Regions from separate parts of the Homo sapiens genome. Here region 1 is linked to region 2. Evidence: read pairs that join two places in POLR2A ChIA-PET (ENCODE). Cell type or tissue: GM12878. All regions are shown on one strand. Each heading gives the region's core, and the rest is flanking DNA. Links, peaks and the distances in the headings are about the cores only. Region 1 overlaps KCNN3 (potassium calcium-activated channel subfamily N member 3). Region 2 overlaps KCNN3 (potassium calcium-activated channel subfamily N member 3).

Region 1 (4,000 bases), core at 1-4,000, 53 kb after region 2:
ACACGCAGTTCTAAGCTCCTGGTTCATCAGGAACTTGCATCCTGATCTCCGCTGTACCCCACGGGTCTTGGCATTGTACCTGGCACGCTGAGGCCAGATCCGCAGTGACCTCTCACCAGCAGCAGTCGCTGTGGTGATGGTGGCTGCCGCATGCCCTGGCCCTGGCCCTGGCCCTGGCCCTGGTCCCTCCCTCCCAAATGGAGGGAATGGTGGAGCAGGTTTCCTTTCTCAACCGTGGGGAGGGCCACCACTTCCCACAGGGAGCCTAGGCCTCTGCCCTCAGTGGGGGAGCGGAGTGGGCCACTGACTAACGCGGCTTTCAGTGCCTACGATAGGAATTCACATGGAGAGGTGGCCTTGAAATAAGTGCCTTGTTTAATCTTCATGCCCTGGAAGTATTTTTCACAAGGTGGCTTAGTTAGAGGGGCTGTGGATCTGGTAATGAGGCTGGCCTTGGAGGGGGAGACTTGTGAGAGGAGCTCAGCTATGAACACTTCTAGCAGGGCTGTATTCATAAAATCCTGGGGGCTCCCAGGGGATTTGAAGCTCTACACAGAAAATTACAGGGCAGGAAAGGACCTGGGCAATTATTTTTCCTCCAAGAATGGCCATGCTTAAAACATCACCATTAGGCGCCACAAGTGGCTTTCTCCATGACAGCTCTTTTAAAAAATACTTTATTGGGTTTTTTTAAATTACAAAAGCAATATAGGCTTCTTTTAACACAGAGGTGTGTTCTCATTATCAAAAGGAAAAAAATCAATAGGTTCCCTGATTCCCATCTCCCTGCGTCCCCAGTAGTACCAGTGTTAACAATTTAGTGTTTAGCCAGAGGTGATTAATGCACCTTTTGTGTGTGCTTATACAAAAATGTACCAACATGCATACACATATATGGGCATTTTTGTTTTTATGTGTTGGTGTTTGCTTTTTTAAAAAAGAGGAATCACACTATACCCATTATGCTGTAAGTTTCTCTTTTTACTTAGCAATATATCATGAACATTTTCTAAGTCAATACATATAGATCCACTTCATTTTTAAAAACAGCTACATAATGTTCCCCAGTATGAGTACCATAATATATTCAGCTGTTTCCCTATTGATGTGTATTCAGGTTGTTTCCAGGGTTTTTTAAAAAATTATAATAAGCAGTTCTTTTAAAATATTCTTTGATTTCTTTTTCTATCTTGTGCATATGTTACAAAAGACTCTTTTGCCTTAGGAGGATTATAAAAATGGTGAACAATTAAAATATTTCTTTACAGTCACATTGATATAGTTTTGACACCTTAAACCCTTTATGTATTCATTTGGGTGGCCCTGGGCGCTGTGCCTGGCACTGTGGAGGACAGTGACCAAGGAGATGTCTGTCCTCAAGGACCCCTGCTTTAGTGAGGGTGCTGACAAGCAGGTGGACAGGAATGCGGCTCAGATGGACGATCAAGAAGGAGGTTTCGGCCAGAATGGAAACTTAATAGATGAGAGTGTGGCCTCTTGGTTTAAATCCTGTCTCCACCACTTAGTTGCTATGAGGTCTGGGGGATGTTCACTTTTCTTATGGGGCTATTGTGAGACTCAAAGAGTTGATGTAAAGAAAAGTGCTTAGGAGGCCAGGTGTGGTGGCTCATGCCTGTAATCCCAGCACTTTGGAAGGCCGAGGATGGCTGATCATATGAGGCTAGGAGTTTGAGACCAGCCTGGCCAACATCGCAAAACCCCACCTCTACTAAAAATACAAAAATTAGCCGGGTGTGGTGGTGCACAGCTACTCGTGGTAGCTGGGTACTAATCCCAGCTACTCGGGAGGCTGAGGCAGGATAATTGCTTGAACCCAGGAGGCAGAGGTTGTAGTGAGCCATAATCGTGCCACTGTACTCTAGCCTGGAAGACAGAGTGAGACTCTTGTCTCAAAAAAAAAAAAAAAAAAAAAAAAAAAGAAAAAGAAAAGTGCTTAGGCCCCAGCCAACAAGTTGGACTCACCAAATGGCTTGTTGCTGTTTGAAGTGCTGCCCCCGCCACTGGGAGATCAGGAAAAGCTCCCCCTGAAGGGGTGACAGTGCAGCTGGCCCTTGGGAAGGAGGTGAAGGGCCTTTTAGTCAGTTGGGGAAAAAACAAACACTCCCTGCCCACCACCACCACCTGGTCCTGACCTCAGTTCTTCAGCTCCCTAGGCTGTTCAAAGATCCAAAAACCTATTTATTTTTAGTTGCTAAAAATATCCCCTAAGCCAGGGTTAAAGAATTTCTCCCTTAGTGGTAAACAGGTGACTTAGAACCAATCAGGGCCCAGCAGCCCCAGTGATGATGCTGTTCCTCCCCTACCCCCAAACATTCAGCAGGATCCTTTCATGTGTCAAAAGGAAAGAAACTTATCAGAAACTTCCTGTTGAGAAAACGATACCTCTTACCCCAGACTTAGCAGATGCACAGAAACCTTTGACTCCTGGATCTGCCAAGGCACACAAAGAACCAGAAACACCTATTGGCCTGGCCTGGGATAGGCAAACACTGGGGCTCAGCCCAACAAGCCTTCCTAGCACAGCCTGGGGGCAGCACACACAGTAGTCAAGAGAGCTGCCTGCCCTGGCTGTAGAGCCTAGGTCTGCCCCTTATTAACTGTATGACCTGTAGTAAATTATTTAGCCTCTCCGAGCCTCAGTTTCCCTGTCTGTAAAATAGAAATAAGAATACCTGTCTCAAAATCCTGTTAAGGACTAAATGAGATGGTGCCTGTAAGGCACACAGCACAGGACCTGGTGCACAGTGAGGCTGCAATACATGGCCCCTGCTGTTACCATTGTTAATGGAGACCGCCGCCCTGCTCCCTCCGCCCCCTGAAACGGGGGCTAGCACTCCCCAACTGTCTGGCCATCCTTCTCCAGCTGCCATTTGGGGATTGGCTCTGTGACAAGCAGGGGGCACAGGGCCTGGGGAATACTGGAGGAAGGCACCCAGCCCCACCTGGGAGTCAGAAGGGACCAGCTTAGGCCTGTGGAAGGGTGGGACGCTGGATCTGGAGGTCTCTGGTGAAGAAGCTGAGAAGAGGGAGTGCTTGTACAGAAGATGGAAGGGCGCAAGCTTAGGGGTTACTGGTAACTTGGTTTAGCTGGGATGAGACACCGGGTGTGGCAGGTGATGGGGATAGAGGGGCCAGCTGGTGCCAGGTGGGAAAAGGCCCTTTTGGCCAAGTGCAGCTAGGAGGGTGGACACTCTGGGTTGCCACGGAAAGGTTCTAGAAGGGGAGGTGACATGATTTGGTTTGTATTTTAGAACATTTGCTCTGGCAGCAATGTAAAGATGGCTGGGGTGGAGCACATGATGAGACCAAGGTGTGGCCACAGCAACCCAAGGATTGGCCGGGGTCACTTGGCCTTACTGCTTCAAATATAATTGGTTACAAACTCCCACCCCACACAGGAGGGGACCCGGTGTCTTTCCACTGGTCTCTGGGGGCTTGGAAACTTCCATTTCTCTCTTGACAGCTCATCTGATGCCAAACTCTTTCTGCTGAATTCTCCACCTCCATCCTGTACTTAGTAACCGCTTTAGGCACCCTTCCTGTTCCTGTTGCTCCTCGAGGGACCCATGACCAAGGCCTCTAGGTTAGCTGACATTTCCATGGATCTGGAGCAAGGGGAAGGGGTGAGGTGGTGGTGGCACAACAGATAAGACAGCGCTGAACGCCACATGCTCCTGATCTTACAGTCTCAGCACTGTCCCTGTCTCATGGGTGGTCAAGTCCTCAGTGGGCTCCGGCCTCCCCCTCTCATGGGACTGGCCCAAGGTGCTGCTTAGCCAGCTCCCCTCTCCTTCCAGTCCCACAGCTCACAATCCCCCATCTCCAGTGTTCCTGTTCATTTCTAGGGCACATATATTAAGCCCTGTGTTGGTCTCCTCTGACCCCACCCCAAGCCTGTCCAGAGGAATCTTCTTCATTAGCAAACATGCTGGGGTGCATAAGTGGGCTCCTAAACTAAGATGGTCTCTTCCTCGCTAGG
Region 2 (16,863 bases), core at 5,666-9,665:
TGCCCTATGGGCTTGGGGGCTGGTAGGGCGTTGGGGAAGGCAGGATTCACATTTCTCTAGCCTGGACAACAAGCATGTGCGTGAGGATCAAAATGAGCACTTTTAGGGTTTTATTACTATTATTTACTAAACAAGTTTCCTTGCAGGGTTGTGGAAGGGGCCCATGCAGAAGGATCTGTCTAGAGGAGGAGGCTCCGCATGTGTACAAGGGAAGGACGTGTGCCCTTGGGACTGGCTGGGGCACGGCCCTAGGGAAGTGTGTGTGTGTGTTTGCGGGGGTGGTCTGGTCATGTGGCCCCTTCCCTGACTGAACCCCTTGCAGGGCCCCATGCCACACAGCAATGCTGCGTCCGTTGCAGAAGCAGACACCTTTGGCTCCTGCTGTGTGGGAAGCAGGTGTGCATTAGTCAAGGTGGCCTCAGTGGTCCTGGGTAGTGGGGCCCCCGCAGTGAGAAAAGCAGAGACCTCTTGGGCCCGGGGGTGTAGGAGTCACTCTCCCTGATCTGCTCCCAAATGCAGGTGCATCTGGTTCCATTTGGAGCCGGTGAGCTGGCTGATGGTGGCTGTCTGGGGCTCCTGGGGCTGAGCAGCCAGGCTAAGCTTAGCCCACAGGCACTTCCCAGAAACTGGTGGCACTGTCACAGTGTTGGCTGGATGCTGAGGAGTTGGCAGGATACAGTGCAGGAACAGCAAATAGGTTTTATCTGGGTGTCAAGTTGAAACAATTGGTACCAGCTTCCAGGAGGGCTGTGTTGGGAAGGATTCTGAGGTGTTGTCTGAGCTCAATGGGAAGAGTGCCCTGATTGATTCATGAGGTCTATCTTGGGCAGGGGAAATGGAAGAGTGGCAAGGGGTTTGCCATCCCTGGTGTAGTGGAAAAAATACAGAGAGCCTAGATTTGATCTTAGGTGAGTGGCCCCAGTTTTTTTTCTCTCTCTTTTTTTTGTTTTTTGAGACGGGGTCTGGCTGTGTTGCCTAGGCTGGAGGGCAGTGGCACAATTTCAGTTCACTGCAACCTCCACCTCCTGGGCTCAAGCCATCTTCCCACCTCAGCTTCCCAAGTAGCTGAGACTACAGGTGCCCGCCACCATGCCCAGCTAATTTTTGTGTTTTTAGTAGAGGCGGGGTTTCACTATGTTGGTCAGGCTGGTCTTGAACTCCTGACCTCAGGTGATCCACCCGCCTCAGCCTCCCAAAGTGCTGGGATTACAGGCATGAGCCACTGCAACTGGCCCCCTAGTTTCCTCATGTCTAAAATGAGGGTAAAAATGTGGCCCTTCCAACCCGATAGCCTTATTGTGGGCGCTGAGTAAGATAGCAGAGCGAAAGCCCTTTGTAAAATATAAAAAAGCGATACAAACCCAGAGTGGGGGTTTTGTTGTTACTGAGTCTCCCAGGAACCTGGAGTGACTTCCCAATAATAACGTCTGCCCCACTGGGGACTACTCCATGGTCTGAGTGCCTGAGAGGCCTGACAGGATGTGTGACCGGCGCGATGCCCGGCACCCAGGCCTTTGACACCAAGTGTCAACGAGGTGTTTGGTCATGTTTCCAACTCTAAGTCACTTCATTTCTGTCTGACTCTCTCCCTGGCTTAAGATTTAGAGACTGTTTTCATGTCTAATGAAAGAAGGACAGAAAATCTCTCTCTAGAACCTTGTCTCTTACTCTCCATTAAAGGTAGCAAAATTGCTTTATAAAGTCTAAAAGCCTGACAAGAACGCGTACTAATAATGCATGAATTATGCAAATCTGTGTAGTCACTTGATTTGCATAATGGAGGGGCTGGAGGAGGGTTGGGGAGGGGAAGGAGTGAGGGTGAGGGCGTCTGCCCAGATCTGTGTGTAACGGGGGACATTCATTTGCTCCCTTGGGTGGAGTCCCCTTCTGCAAGCCCCTGCTGGTCCCGAGGGTGTGTTCTTTGGCCTTCCCCTGCTGGCCTGGTGTCTGCCCTTTGTGGCCTGGCTGTGCAGCCCCCCCTCCTACTTTCGGGGCAGTCACCGAGGCAGGGGCACCGCACCCTGTGCTGGACTCTTGTGTAGAACTGGCTTCATTAAATCTCACAGCCGCCCCTCCATGTCCAGACAGCCTTCCCTGAAAGTCCCCTGGGTCATTATTTCTCCAAACGTCTGTCTTGCTGAGGCATTGGACTTCGTTAAGTGCCGTCTGGAATTGTAACTATTGCCAAGTGCCTTTTTCTTGGGTTCTGTGGGAAGCAAGGGTGAGAAGGAGTCTCCGGGAGAGAACTCCCCACCTACCCCGCCTGGTTTCTCTCTCAGCGTTTCTCACTGTTGCTTTAAAAGGTTTCAGCCTCTGCTGTAAGGGGCCTCTTGCTTTTCTCTCCCAGCCTCCCTGCATACTCGCTAACCTTGGGACTTCAGATTTGATGAGGGGCCGGGCGCAGTGGCTCACACTTGTAATCCCTGCACTTTGGGAGGCCGAGGTGGGAGACTTGCTTGAGGCCAGGACAACATAGCCAGACCCCATCTCTATTAAAAAAAATATTTGATGAGGGCTGAGGCTGGGACTGAGGATACTTGAGGCTTGAGCTCAGTGGGTGCTGCCTGGAAGCCCGGGGATGTGGGCTCTCAAGCTGAAGGGACGCTGGGAACCAGCTGTGGAGAGCCAGGCAGCTGGCTTTTTTGTCTAGAACCTGGATGGGGCAGCTTCTTGTTCTGGGGAGGGGAACTGTTCTGCAGGGTGGATGGATGCAGGGAGCCAGCCCTGGTTGGGAGGTGGGAGGGGCAGGGACCATATCTAGCTCCTGGAGAGGCCAAGCAGACCGTCAAGGCTACAAACAGGCTGGGGTTCAGCTTATTTCAACATACTTCTTCAGCATCTATGTCTATGGGCTGGGCTTGTGCTAGGCCCTAGGTGTCAGAGATATGAAGGCACTCATAGCTGTCATTTATTGAGCTCCTATTATAAGTGTCAGGTCCTTCGCTAAGCCACTTATTTACACGTGTCATCTCATGTAATGTGTATGACAACTTTATGAGGTCACTACTCTTACTGCCCCATTTTATAGATGAGTAAGTTGAGGCTTGGTCACATGGCGAGGAAGTGGCAAAGTGGGGCTCTAAGTGAGGTCTTCGGACTCCAAAGCCCCTTCTGCAGACCGTGATGCTTTGCTGCCTCTGTTGAGTCAAACCGGACTCTTCCCTTGAGGCCCTGATGGTAACAGCAGTGTAAACAGATGGTGAGCACAGTGTAGTGTAATATATGCAAGGGGAGAGGTTGGAACCAGGCACAGAAGTAGCACTGAGCATTTAATTATGTCAGGGAGGGCCGGGGAAAGCTCACAGAGGAGGTGGTGGCGGGGGGGGGGTCCCTGAATGAGCCACAGGAGGGAAACCAGATTCTGTCTGGCACTTAGGGAAGCAGCCAGTGGAGGCTGCAGGTCAGTGGGCTGGGGTGAGGGGTAGGGGCTTTAAATCCCAGTTGCTTATAGCCCCCTTCTGCCCCACTTTTGGGGTGCGACCAGGTGATGTGAAGCTCAGGAGGTCATGGCTGGGACACTCAGGAAGGTCAAGTGTGGGGTGCTGCCCCAGGGCCCCTCTCCTCGGCCTGTATGTTCAATAGGTGCACTGGCCTCCCTGTCTTGGCCAGACAGCTCTGAGAGCCAGGGCTCTGTGGGTGCCTGAACTGTGTGTGGACCCTGCCTGGGATGAGGCCACAGCTGCTCCCACACCCGCACCTGCTCACACCCAAGAAGGGGGCCGCCATGATCACTGTGGAGGCCAGGGTGGGAGAACCCTCTGGACCATAGGGTCCCACCCCATTGCAGGGCAAAGAGGGGATCTGAGGCCCAGTGACTGGAAGTGATTTGCTGCAAGTCACACAGGCAGCAAGAAGTGGGTCAATCCCCCAAGGTTCTGGTTTGGAGCACTCCCGGGGGTCTCCCCTCACCCCTTACCCTGGGCTCGCCCTCTCCAGGCTGTGTGCCATCCTCACCACCTCTGTCGTGCCCTCGCTCACCCACGTGGCTACACTCTCGCGTGCGTTTCCTTCACACCTGGCCATCCTCTTAGGCCAGGCCAAGGCTTTGCTCTGGAGAGAACTTAAATGGCATTGTCAGATGAGGAAGGAGCAGAACCTGCCGATCCCATGACCTCCCAATAGGCCATCTGCACACACTCAGCCCGCTCTCCCCAGCCCTGCACAGCCCCTTCGGCTCGCACATCTCATCCTTACTCCTGCTAGCAAGCAAAGATGTCTGCAGGTGCTCTCATTCGGGGATGGGGATGTAGTAGGGAGACAATACCTGGTAGATAGAGCTGAACAACTTTCTGCAGAAAGTTTGGAGTGAGGGGGGCTCTGTGATGGAATAACAGGCATGAACCAGAAGCCTAATTCTATTGCTTAGAAGCTGTGTGGCTTTAGGCAAGCGACTTAACCTCTCTGAGTTTCAATCTCCTTATTAATAAAACAGGTACGAACAGTGCCTTGCTCAGTGGTCCCCTAACTTGGCTTCATTTTGGAATCCCCTGGGGATCTTTAAAAAAATGCTGATGCCTGGCTCCCAGCTTCTGACCTGATGTCACTGCCCTGAGGTGCAACCTGGGTGTGGGGATTTTAAAAAGCTCCCTGGGTGATACTAATGTGCCGCAAAGTTTGGGAACCACTGTCCCAGGGTTTGTTGGGGATTAAAGGAAGAATGCAGACACGTGGAGAGCGCTTACTAAATGGAGGTGATTATTTCAGTGTTCATCTCCCTGCCTCTCACTCCATTTAATGTGGAGTCTGTGGGACTGAGGTTTTTATTTTTATACCACAGTGGGTTTGCCAGAGTGCTGACCTAAGGGGGCTGTCAGCGGCCCATCTTTACCCGGAAAAGACCCTCCCTTGCGCCCTCACCATCTCTGCAGCCCTAGGGCAGGCCTCAGTCTTTCTGACAGGCCCCAGGGTCCTGATTAGGTCGGGGCCTGACCCCGCAGGGGCAGGCCTGCCCCTGGTCTCCACCTGGTGGCTTTGGGAATGGAAATGCTGGTTCCCACAAAGGCTTCTGGGAGACAGAAGCCTAAGATGGCAGGGTGCGGTGCACACACTCAGTCTGGATTCGGTGGCCTGACCTGGGGGATCCGGGGAGGGCGTTGGTGGGGGCAGAGGCGTGGGAGGGGCTGCTTCTTTGGAGCTCTCCACTCTGCTCCCTGGTACTGTCTGAGGCCCTGCAAACCTGAGCAGAGGCTGTGAGGGAAGACACATTTCTCCAGATTCCTCAGCTGTCCTGACAGGAAGTTGTGCATCACTGGGCTGACAGGAAGGAAATGGCTCTGCTGTTTGGAAAGAAATAGAGAATTCTGACTGGGGCTGAGGGAAAAGGTGTCTGCTTGGAGAAGCCGTTTTGTCCCGATATGAGGACTCTTTGTCTCTGCAGGCAGTTGCTCCCTGTTTATTTTCCTTTGAATGACAAGGATTGGCTTCAGTTAATGAGGAGCGGTGAGAGGAAAGTGAGAAGCGGCTTGTGAGATTTTGGGACACGGAAGCCTTCGCAGGAAACCTGGCCCTCTGCTTGTAATAAGCATCTTTCTTTCCCAGCTCCCTGCTTCGGGGACTGTGAGGTGACAAAGGATTTTGTGATCTCACACGCCGCTTTTTCTCCATCCACCAACCATACCTTTGCAAATGCTTTGATTTCTATTTCTTTTTACCACCCCAAAAACACAGTGGATCTTTTAATAGCACAAGGCCTTTTGAATCTCTAACCAATCAGTCTCCAAATCCTATCCAAAGTGCACTTAGAATAGACACTTTTAATAAAATATATTGCTTTTAAGCCAGTGTAAACCTGTGAAATTTGTACATTTCTTTTAGAGCATCTCTACAAATTTTACATTATTGAAATCACCACCCAGTGACCTTTTAGGAAATACTAGATAAATTGCAAGAGACAAATAGACAAACCAAATGGAGTAAGTACAATTTCCAGTGCCTTTCCTGCTAGGTTCCCAGTCTGAGTCTTAGAAATCCCTGACTCCCTGTGCCCCTCCCCCCAGCTCTGTGACCTAGCCCCTGCTCTGCAGGCCTCTCTGCCCACCCTGCCCCTGGCAAGGAGCTAGCAGCTGGGGTGTCATCTGAGAGCCATTTGCAGCTCTGAGAAGCAGCTCTGGTATGTGGCTCCTGGCACCTTGTCCCGTCTGTGTTTGTCTCTGCGCTCCATCATTCAAAACACTTCCACCAGTGGCCAGTGGCCAGGGCCCCCAGAAGGGCTCTTGGGGGTGGCTGAGGACTGCTTTAGAAAGGCTCAGATGCTCTGTGGCCGAGTCTGCCCCAGGCGAGGTCCTCAGCCTTGTCGAGTGAGAGCTGAGCGGGGGTCTGAGTCCAGCAACCCTCACTCACTGTGGAGCACTCTCTGTGCCTGGGCCAAACCTTCGTCAGCCAGGTGTGGATTATCCACTTTGTGGATTGCCTGTAGTGTCTTTTCCAAACCCAGGTCACGTTCGTCCCTGCTGCTGTCTCACTGCATGGGGACCTTTCCTCCCTATCAGCTGGTGGTGCTTAGGGGATGTAAATCAGGTGTCGTATCTTGTTTGTATTTTGTACAGGGAAAACAGAATTTGGAAGACAGATGGTCTCTAAAATCACATTACCAGAGCCTCCAAAGGGTCTCCTGGAGGCTCAGTGCTCCTTTGGGCTATGGGATCTGTTCCCCTTCTGGTGTAGGTACGCAGAGCCTTGGAGCAGTGATGGGGGTGGAGGGAGCACAACTGCGCCCTGCTTCCTGAGGTCTGCAGATCGCAGGTCACTCGATGGTGGTGGGCACGTGGTTATGCACTCATTTCATGGATAAGTGAACTCAGTCACCATCTCAGCTGCTTTGCCATCGCTACACAGCGACCTGTGTCAGCACCACAACTGGGGGTGTTACTTGGGTCCCCTGTATCTCAGTTGCTGTTTTTCCCATGGAGTGACCCGACTGCCCTCCAACATGGGGAGGGAGGGAGAGCAGAAGGCAGATCAGCGGTTAGAGATGTCCTGAGTGGCACTGGCCCTTCTGTAGGTAAAGTAGCTTCGGGAGAAACAAGGTACTGTCAAAGCTGCCCAGGCTTCATTCACTCCTTAATTTGATAATTAATTCCACAAACATTAATGGAGTTTTTCTCACATTCCAGGCACTGTGCAAGGTGCTGGGGGTGGGGGAGAAACAGAAAGATGACAAAGACTTGGTTCCCACACTCAAAGAGCTCACAGCCTGGTAAGCAGATGCTCAACGCACTTAGAATTGTCTCCCGAAGAGGCCTGAAGGGACAGGGTGGAGGAAGCGCAGAGGCGGAGGCAGCTCTGGAGGGTAGGGTGGTGGGAGTGGCGAGAACGGAGCCGGTCCTGAAGGTTGACTGGGAACGGGAAAGGCTAAGGCAGGGAGGTTGTTCCCGGCCCAGCAAGCACATGGAAAGGTTGAGGGAAACGAAAGCTTAGTGCATTTTGAAGGAGTGTGAGCAACTCGGTATGGCTAGAATTTATGGTGTGAGTATGAGATATGGGGCTGTAGAGGCAGGCAGGGGTCAGATCATGCCTTGCTTAGGGGGTCTGCCTTCATCCCAGAGGCTGTGGGGAGCCGCAGAAGGGATTTAAGGAGTGGGATGGCACGATTTGTGTCTTAAATTACTTGCTATGGAATCTACATGGTATAGCAGAAGGAGCCCGGGAGTAGGGGAAGGAGCTAGGCTCTAGCTCTAAATTCTAGATCTGGATCTAGCAGCTGGGTGACTTTGGCCAAGTCGAGGCCTCAGGGTCCTGACCTGTAAGATGCAAAGACTCTAAGGTCTGTCTTAGCCCTGACGTTCTCCACACCCGTGGCCGCCTTCCTGTTTGGCCCCCACACTCTCTGTTCTGTACTTGTCCATCCACCTCTGGCCGCCTGACCCCTGTCAGCTGGCTGTCCCACCGTGGTCAGCAGCTGGTGGCAGCTGGAGGGAGAGGGGTGAGTCCTCCAGGAAGCATGTGCACTCCTGCCCTCGTAATTCAGGCCTGCCTGGCTTCTCCTCTTCCAGCCCTGCGAGAGCGCCTTCCTCCCCGCTGACCTCAGCACACCTGGCTCCCCACGGCACACAGCCCTGGCTGGGCCCAGCTGTGTCTCTTCAGTGAGACAGTTCACCCCCTTGGGCCAAAATCCCCACCCACCTGGCCCCCACGTGACAAGAGGCAGCTGCTTCGGGGTTGCCACCTGGTAGCCCGTGACATCTGTGAGATGTCTGTGCATTTGGCTGGTGTGAGCTTTTTCCTTTGCTCTGACCCAAGCTTTGATAGCTCAGTGTGTCATCACCGGCAGTGGATGCCTGGGAGCCCCAGACTGGCTCTTCCTGCCCAGGGACCCCCAGACCCACTTCTGCAGGACGCCTTGAAACAGCTGTGGGTGGAAAGCCAGGTTTTCCCCCATAAGCATCACTCGTTCTGCTGCCTTCCTAGCTTCTGTGCTCTCGGGCCCAGAGCTCCTCCAGGGTGAGGAACCAGGAGGAGGAGTTGGCTGGGTTGGCTGTTTTCCTAGGTCTTTGATCACAGCTGTTACATGTAGATAGGCTGGGCGCGGTGGCTCATGCCTGTAATCCCAGCACATTGGGAGGCCGAGGCGGGTGGATTACGAGCTCAGGAGATCGAGACCATCCTGGCCAACATGGTCAAACTCTGTTTCTACTAAAATGCAAAAAAAAGAAAAACACAAAAAATGAAAAACAAACAAACAAACAAAAAACTAGCCGGGCATGGTGGTGGCGTGCGCCTGTAATCCCAGCTATTCAGGAGGCTGAGGCAGGGGAATTGCTTGAATCTGGGAGGCAGAGATTGCAGTGAGCTGAGATTGTGCCACTGCACTCCAGCCCAGCAACAGAGCAAGACTCTGTCTCAAAAAAAAAAAAAGGCTTAAACAATGGGTTCTAAGCAAATAAGTATCTGTTTAGTCAGTGGAACGAGGAAACAAAAGTTGATGGAGTTCTCCCCACAATTGGAAGTGTTGTTCCCCACCTAGATGATGGGGCCTGCAGGGAAGTGATTTTGCACGATTCTCCTCTTCTTGGGAACAGGCCATAGGGTAGCATCCCTTCATTCATTCATCAAGTATTTATTGAGTGCCTACTGTGTGCCAAGTCCTCTGTGAGGTGATGGAGCAGAGAGACAGAAAGGACCCCGACTGTGCCATGAAGCAGCCCTGAGCCTGGAGGGGCCACTCAGAGGGAGCCCAGGGGCGGCGGCTCTCGGGCTCCAGCCGAGTTTCCTTCAGACCTAGCCCCTTTAGCTGACAATCTTAAAGCCTGGTCCCGGAAAACAGGAATAGTGCGAGAGGGATGAAATGTGGGTGAGGAGAGTGAGACAAGGGTGGAGGTAAGAAAGAGGGATGGAAGAAAAGACGCAGCAAACTTTCCCGTGAGAGAAACGCTCCAGACAGCACCCCAGTTCCCAGCTGAGACTCCCAGCCACAGTCAGCAAGAACCCACAGGAGGGGAGGCCCACGTCCCTGCTCAGCTCTGCCCTGGCAAGTGGGGTCGGAGATGGGGCATTCCCTGCTTGGGGTCTCAGTCTCTCCATCTGTAAAACGAGGCTTTGGACTAGGGGAGCTCAGAGATCTGTTTAGAACTAATATTCTGTAACCGGTGCAGGGCAAAATAGACGGGGGGCAGGAGCCCAAATTAAGGCCAGTCGAGTATCAGGTGGGGTGTTCCTCTGGCTCCTCCTATTACAACAGCAAGAGGGACCCAGGGGTACTGTGGGAGTCCTACCATCTCCTCACTTGTACGAGGTACCTTCTGGCTGCTCTTCCGGCTGCTCAACACTCAAAGAAGGAAGGTGCTGGGTGTCCTTGTTTGCATATTTTTCTGGCACGGACACATTCTTCTTGGAGTTTCTTGACATTAGGGCCACTTGAAATGCTCAAGGTAAGGGCTGCTCTGCCTGGCAGACATGCGTCAGGTGCCTTTGGCTCCTCCCTGGCAAGTCTGCCTCCAGACGCCCTCAGATCCTGTCCCCATGCCTGGCCATGGGGCTATCTGACCACTGATGCCAGAGGGTCACACTCATCAGTCTATACAGAAGACTTGGAAATGTTTTGGCAACCCTGTGTTAGAAGAGTGGGGTTTCCTAACTGTATGGCTTTGGGTAATTGCTTAAATCCTCCCAGCCTTAGTTTTTCCATCTGTGGGTTAGGAGTGGTCCTCTCTACCTCCCAGCATCAAATAGGAAACTGTGCAAGAAAATGCTTTGTAAACAGGAAAGCCCTAAACTGACATCCAGGACACAGTGACTCAGTAGCAAATATATTCTGATATTCAGCCTTTTCCATGGTTACAGCCTCCTCTGTGCCAAGAAATTCAAGTCACCAAGGGTTAAAGCAAGCAAGGCACATGGCCGTGATTGTCCATAATTGATGAAATAAACCTTAAAGGAGTGACATATAATTAATTGCAATTAATCCAGGCACTGTGACACCACCTTGCTAAAAATACTGTCTACTAACAATTGCTTTGATCCAGCAGAATGATGTCTGCCCATGAGCCTGGCAAAGTGTCTGCTAATGGAGTGCACATAGTGGGTGTGGAAGCTGGCAGGTGTGGGGGCAGAGGGCGGGAAGGGGGCCCCAATTCTCTCAGACCCTTTGGCAGCAAATACTACATATATAGGGTGATCATATGATTCATTGTCTAAACTGGGACACTTTTGAGATTATTATATTAATGATTACCATTCATAGTAATAATTATGCCAGATAACAGGCATACACTGGACTCTCCTGGGTAAACCCGAATGTATCGCCACCCTCTGCATAGGCTGTTTTAAGCCCGTGGGAACCCTCGACTGGGAGAGTATTTTCACGTTCATTATCTGCTCTTCCTCACAACAACCCTGGAAGGAAGAAAGGATTTTTTAGTCTCATTGAATAGATGTTAAAGATGGTGATGGTGTCAAACGGTCCAGCTCTAGTCTTTGGCCTGGCTTCCTCGGTGGCTGACCCCATGCAGGTAGAGGACAGCTGGTCAGGACCGGGAGTTCTGGGGATGTGGAAACAAGTGCAGCTCAGGGGGAAAGAAGTAGCAAATCTGGCTTCAGTGGAGCAGGAACAAGCGACCTCCTCCGTGAAGAGCTCAGGGTGTAGGTCTCAGCCGGGACTGTGCTGCGGTCCTTACCAATCCTGGGCTTGGAATCAGAAGCTGTGTGTTTCAAGTCTGGCTCCCACAGTTCAGCTGTGTGATCTTGGCAAATTGTATAATCATTCCGTGCCTCAGTTTCTCATTTGTCAAGTGGGGACAGTTCCTTCCTGTGAGGATTAAGTGAGAGTTTATATGAAGATGGATGGGTAGACTCAGAGCCTGTCATATAACAGGTACTCAGTAAGTCCTTGTAGAGTTTGAATCTGTGGAGAGTTCCTAGAGGCAACACCTGTAGGGGAACCATGGAGATCCTTCTGCCTTGAAATGGCTCTAACTTGAATCAATTAGTGTGGAATGAGCTCCCGCCTTGAGATGGGGCTGCCTCATGTTCTTGGAGAAAGAAATGGAGGAAATAACCACATGGAGGAATTGGGAGGTTCCCTGACCCCCCCTAGACCATGGATAGTCTACTTGGGAGACTCTACTGCATGCCCCGTGATAGGCAGGACCAGCACCCAAGGAGTCTTTGCATCTTGCAGTTTCCTTGAAGCCCTGTACAGGCTGGTGGCCCACGTTGGTGTGTGGCTTCCAGCCTTCCTCCAGGCTCTCAGATGAACATGCTTGGACATGGGCAGGCAGTGGGGCTCGTGTCGTGCCCCATTGCTGGAATTCATGGCACCTCAAAGTAAAAGGTAGGCAGGTTGGCAGCAGTCTGGTGCCAGAGAGCTAGTGAGAGAGAGAAAGAATTATACAAGTGCCATGTTTGGTCTATTAATAGCCTGTGTTTGGTCTCCACCACTTCTATCAACATCGTCCATCACATCCAAACAATTGAAAAACCTGTGCCAAATGTTAGGAAACTCACGGCTGTGCTGTTTCTGAAAAACAGCATTTCTACTTCTTATGCCGCACTGAGATGCCAATAGTTCCATGCCAACTGGTTTTTATTTTTCCAGACCATTTCCCTTTATTTATGTTTAAGCTTTTGTATTGTTAAGCCAAAAGAAGATAGAGAACCTGGAGTAGGTAATTATTGTTTCTCCTGATTTGTCCTTGAATGAGGCATGGAGGAAATGTTCACTCCCCAAACCTGAATTGAGTAGCTGCAGAGGGGTGGAGAGAGGACTAAGACAGGGGCCTGTCCCTTTCAGACAGTGTTCAAGCTGGTGGATGGGCAGAGTGAGGATGTGGCAGAACACCAGCCCCACCCTTGGAAGGCTTAGGGCATTATCAGCCCTTTCTGTTACTGGTGTGTGGCCTTGGGTAGGCCAGAGTCCCTCTCTGGGCCTTAATTTGCTTGCCTATAGAATCGGGGAGTCAGACTTGATGGCTTAGAAGGCCTCTTCCAGCTAAGTCGAGTGTTGGGTGGAGGACTCACTGTCTCACGTTTGTTGGCAAGGCCGTGGGTGTGGAAATGGAAGGAAGGTGATGCTGCCCTCAGAATGCTGGCAACTCCGGGAAGCCTGGAAGCATGGCTGGGAAACACGGACGAGGCTGTTCTTTATCTGGGAAACTCCAGAACAGCCTCCAGAGATGTCTGTGGAGCCTGCAGGCGGTTGTTTTTCTCACCATATGTGATTTCTGGGTGTCTTAAAAATTTTCATTTGGCCCAAACATTGCCGGGGTTGGGGGATGATTTTGCCCAGTGTGGGGATGGAAATGGGTTTGCCTCTGAGCATCAGGTGGGTAGTAGTGGTTTTCTCCATTTTGGAATTCTCTGACGAAGTTGGAAGGTTCAGCTGGGGCCCTAGTGTTGCAGCAGCTTCTGGTGCAGACAGAGGCAAGGGCTGGAGGGAGGAAAGGGGGAAGGCCAATTGGAGGGGTGATAAGGCTGAGAGACCCAGGGTGGGGAGTTGTCTGTAGGCCTTGCTTTGTGTCTTTAAAACCCACATACCTCTCTGTGGCTATCAGGTGATGAAAATCAACATTATTTCAAGTTATAGCCATCTGAAATGAATGTAGCCAGTTCCCTGTAATTAGCTGACCACAGCTCCTGCAGAGAATCTGGGAATCTGTTGTGCGTCTTGTCAGCGATGGCTGGGGCAGGATGGGGAAAGGGAAGCCCAGGCCTGGGACAAGCCCAGCTAGGCTGGTTTGGTTCTAGTCAGCAACCCAGTCTAACAGGGAGCCCACAGCTTTCTGTAGAGCAAAGTGATTTCCTGCTGTTTTATTCATTTGGGAGCCAGATAGGTTTTACTAAGAGAAAGCAAAACTACTTCAAAGCAAGCCATCCAGAAAGCACAATTATTTGTTTCAAATATTCTAGAACATTTAAGAAAATGGGGGTTCCTGCAATCTGGATGAAATATGGGGGCCAGATCCTTGGCAGGTGGAGCAGTAAATATTTGCTAGGTGAACCCCTCATGGTGATGGCAAATTGACCAGCGTTCTGGGAGGCGCTAGGAGGGTGAATAAAGGTTAAGTGTTTCACTGTAACTCTGTACACCCTGGATGCCAGGACAGATCTGGGGGCTGGGACTAGGAACCTTCAGTATGCTATACAGTTCTCCTGAGATAAAGGTATGGTGTCAGGACCTTCAGAACCTGATGCATAGTGGCAGGTACGCATTCATCAAAGCCAGAGGAGGCTGTAGGGACTTCTTGACACCACAAGAGTAATGTAATTGCTAACTGGCCAAGAGCACTCACATTCCACAAGCAGAGGAGGCTAAAAGCTCATCAGGAGCCCATTTTTTTATTGGAGAAGGAAACAGTGACTAAGTGACAGTCTTGGAGGTGACTTCCAGGATAGGGATACAGGCTTTTGGAGAACAGATGAATTCAGGGACCGGTTGTTATATTTCCGTTAGTATGAAAAGCAGGGTGGGCCGGGCTGCCTGCCCCTGTAAGCATAGGCCGGGAGCCCCAACACCTGGGTTCTAAAGTTTTCTCCAAGCCAGGATGCTGTATGATGGGGGCAAGGCAGCCTCAGTGTCATCGTGGAGAATGAGGGTTGGGGAACTAGCTGATCTCCTGGTGTTCTGTACGTTAATGAGTGTGTGTCCCAGGGAGAGGCTCACTTGTCAAAGTCATTGACATAGACACCGGGATGCTAAAGTCAGAGCAGGTCTTCACAGAGGCATTTGTTTCACTGGGACCAAGCACTGCAGGCAGATCTTTGAAAAAGAGCCATCCAAAATAGAGTCTCTCCAGGGCTACATTGAGAGGAAGTGAGTTTCCAACCCCTGGAGAAAATCAAGCAGAGACTGGATGGCCATGTGCCAGAAATCTTAGGAGACTCATGGGGCACTGAACTAGATGGCTTCTAAGCTCCATTGCTTGTGTGTATGACTGTCTGTTTCACAGTGTCTCAGAGCTGTGAGGGCAACCCCAGCCTCCTGGCTTCTTTCTTTGTGCCCCAGAACAGCAATTCTCATTTCTGGCCCGCACATTAGATTCACTGAGATCTTTTTTTAAAAGTTAGTGCAGAGACCTCACTTGCAGAGATTCCAATTTAATTGCTCTGGGGTGGTGCCAAGCCCCTCAGTTCTACAAGGACCCGGGCTATTGGTGCTTGATGGGCTTCCATCCCACCTCCATCCTCCCTGTAGGGGTGGGGAGTTACAAACCCTTCTGCTCCCATTCTGCCTTTGTATGGAGCCCAAAGGTTTAAGTCTGTATTTACCGTTCCATATTCATTTACCCAAGAAACACTTGTTAAGTGCTTGCTTTGTGTCTGCAAGAATCCTAGGTGGGCCAGCTTTTGGCTACCTTAGGAGCAGCAAGGACCAAACTGCCTTTAAAAAGGCCTCATCCTGTATGTTTCCACCTCCCGCACAGTGCCTGGCACATGGCAAACATGTAATAAAAAGTTTGATTGAATCGCATGGAATCTTTGCCAATATTGTAAGTGGGGCAGGAAAATAAATTATAAGCAAGCATGCAGTAGAGAATTCATGATATGCCAGTTCCCCTCTGCCCAGACCTTATAAAGGAAACCATCTCCTTAATTGGAATTATGTTTGTGGCCTGAAGGGGTGCCCCGTCTGACTTGATATTTTGGGAGCGTGGTCTCCTAAATGACCTTTTTCTGCCTTCCTTGGGACATCACACAATGGGAGAGCCAGGGCCTGGGGAGGATCATTTTCTCTTAATTGGTGTCCTGGTCATCATGCTGGCTTCACTAAAAATTAGTAGGCCACCCTCTGCTCAGACCTGAATGCCCTTGTTATTAACTGCATGATGTCCCTCAGACATCAGGTTCCGTCTCCTTCTGGGAGTGGCAACGTAGAGATCCAGGGAAATGCTCCAGGGCAACTTGACTTTATGAGTTTTGTGTCGAGACCACTGGCTTCCTTCACGCCACAAGTATTATCTGCCTAGTTTCCCCGTGCCGGGCCCAGTCTGCAGAGACGGTGAAGACCCCAAGCCCTGAGCTCAGTCTGTTCACCATCTATCACACCACTAAAGCCACACAACTGGGGGCTTCTTCAGAGAGCAGGTGGGACCGGTAAGGGCAGGGCCTGCAAGGGTGATGTTCTGGCAATTGCCATCCTGTCTTCCTGAGGTTCCCTCTGGATCAGTGGTGAGAGCACAGGTTTGAATCTAGCCCCCACCTCTTCCTCATCCAGGGACGGTGGGAATGTGACCCTCTCCAGGCTTCAGATCCCTCATCTCTAGAATGGGGCCATGGGTTGTTCTGAGGACCTAACGAAATTAGCACAGTACCTGGCCTCTGGTAAGTGAATAATAAATGTTAGCTGTTACTTTCATCACCTCTCTTTAGTTTTGATGAATTTGGAAATTCAGGATGGAAGTGTCTACCTGCTTGACATATCTCAAAAATTTTGCTCCCTTCCTTCAAATATTCAACGTTCAACTAATATTTATTGACTTACTATGTGCCAGACCAGTGTTCTAGGCATGGGGCTCTAGGAGTGAACAAATGCAATGTAAAAATTCCCTGCCCTCTGGGGTTGACACTCTGGTGGGGGTGTGAGAACAACATCAGTGGGAAAATGGGGTCAGATGGTGAAAGGTGCTCTGGTCACCCCAGCTGGGCAGTGCCAATGGGAGACACCAGGCATGGCCAGCCTCGGGAAGGGTGTGGGGCCCAGGGCAGACCAGCGGGGTTCCTGGTGCTGAGGTTACCCTGTGTACTATTAAAGCAGGTAATGGCTCCCAGCTTCGATGGTGGGTATATGGACCCCGTTCAGGGATGGGGGCTGAGGAGGGCACAGGAGGACTGAAGACAGGGCTCTGAGGAGCCACCTGCTCTCGGGTCTAGGTCAGACCCCGCATCCTGATGCGGGTCAGCTGGCTCATGATGCCTGGCTGGCTCCTGGGACTGAGAGGAGAGTGTGGATGGTCTTGTCTCAGCTTTCCGCCCACTGGGGATCCACCTCAAGCATCCCCTGGCTGTGGGGTTGAGGGGTGGGCCCAGAACAGAAGCTTCATGTAAGAAGGTGACTGGGCTGGAGAAAAGGTGGCAGTGAGGTTTAGCCCCATCTCCAGCCCCTGGGACCTGTGGTAAAGATGTCCTCACCCACACAGTGGGCTCAGGCAGGCAGGAAAGGTTCCTGGAGCTTGGCCTCTAATATCCATTCTTGAGCTCTGCCGTGGAGAGAGCTGGTCACTCGAGCGCAAAGGAACCACTTGTGGGTTTTCTCCCTCAGCCTGGGCTTCCTGCCCATTCCTGGCTGTCCCAGCCTGATGTGTCCTCCAGGGCCCCCTGACCTGACCCTTGGCCCATCTCTTCTTGACCTTGCACTGTGGGCAGGACAGAGAGGCCAGGGAGAGTGTCCAAGAGGGACAGGATGGGATGTCAAGGTGACGGGGCGATGATGGT

The links. ChIA-PET counts read pairs that join two places held together with the same protein. Peaks named below come from ENCODE experiments on the same cell type or tissue, not always from the same donor. Only the 100,000 strongest peaks of a DNase experiment are listed, where the experiment ranks them.
Region 1: POLR2A ChIA-PET joins it to region 2 with 5 read pairs; 5 of 35 experiments call an interaction of 5 or more read pairs at or near these places.

What each region holds. Positions count from the first base shown.
Region 1 is chr1:154,783,512-154,787,511 of GRCh38, reverse strand. The region is part of intron 2 of KCNN3 (potassium calcium-activated channel subfamily N member 3); the gene reads left to right. Among named protein-coding and RNA genes, the nearest start is that of KCNN3, 85 kb to the left of the region's middle. In GM12878, for the core only: no CTCF peak of the experiment used is centred there; a DNase peak (open chromatin) is centred at 2,351; H3K4me3 peaks cover 300 bases; H3K27ac peaks cover 2,468 bases.
Region 2 is chr1:154,829,095-154,845,957 of GRCh38, reverse strand. All of the region lies in intron 1 of KCNN3 (potassium calcium-activated channel subfamily N member 3), which reads left to right. Among named protein-coding and RNA genes, the nearest start is that of KCNN3, 33 kb to the left of the region's middle. RefSeq lists enhancers at 114-173, 494-553, 5,131-5,425, 5,080-5,581. In GM12878, for the core only: no CTCF peak of the experiment used is centred there; a DNase peak (open chromatin) is centred at 8,087.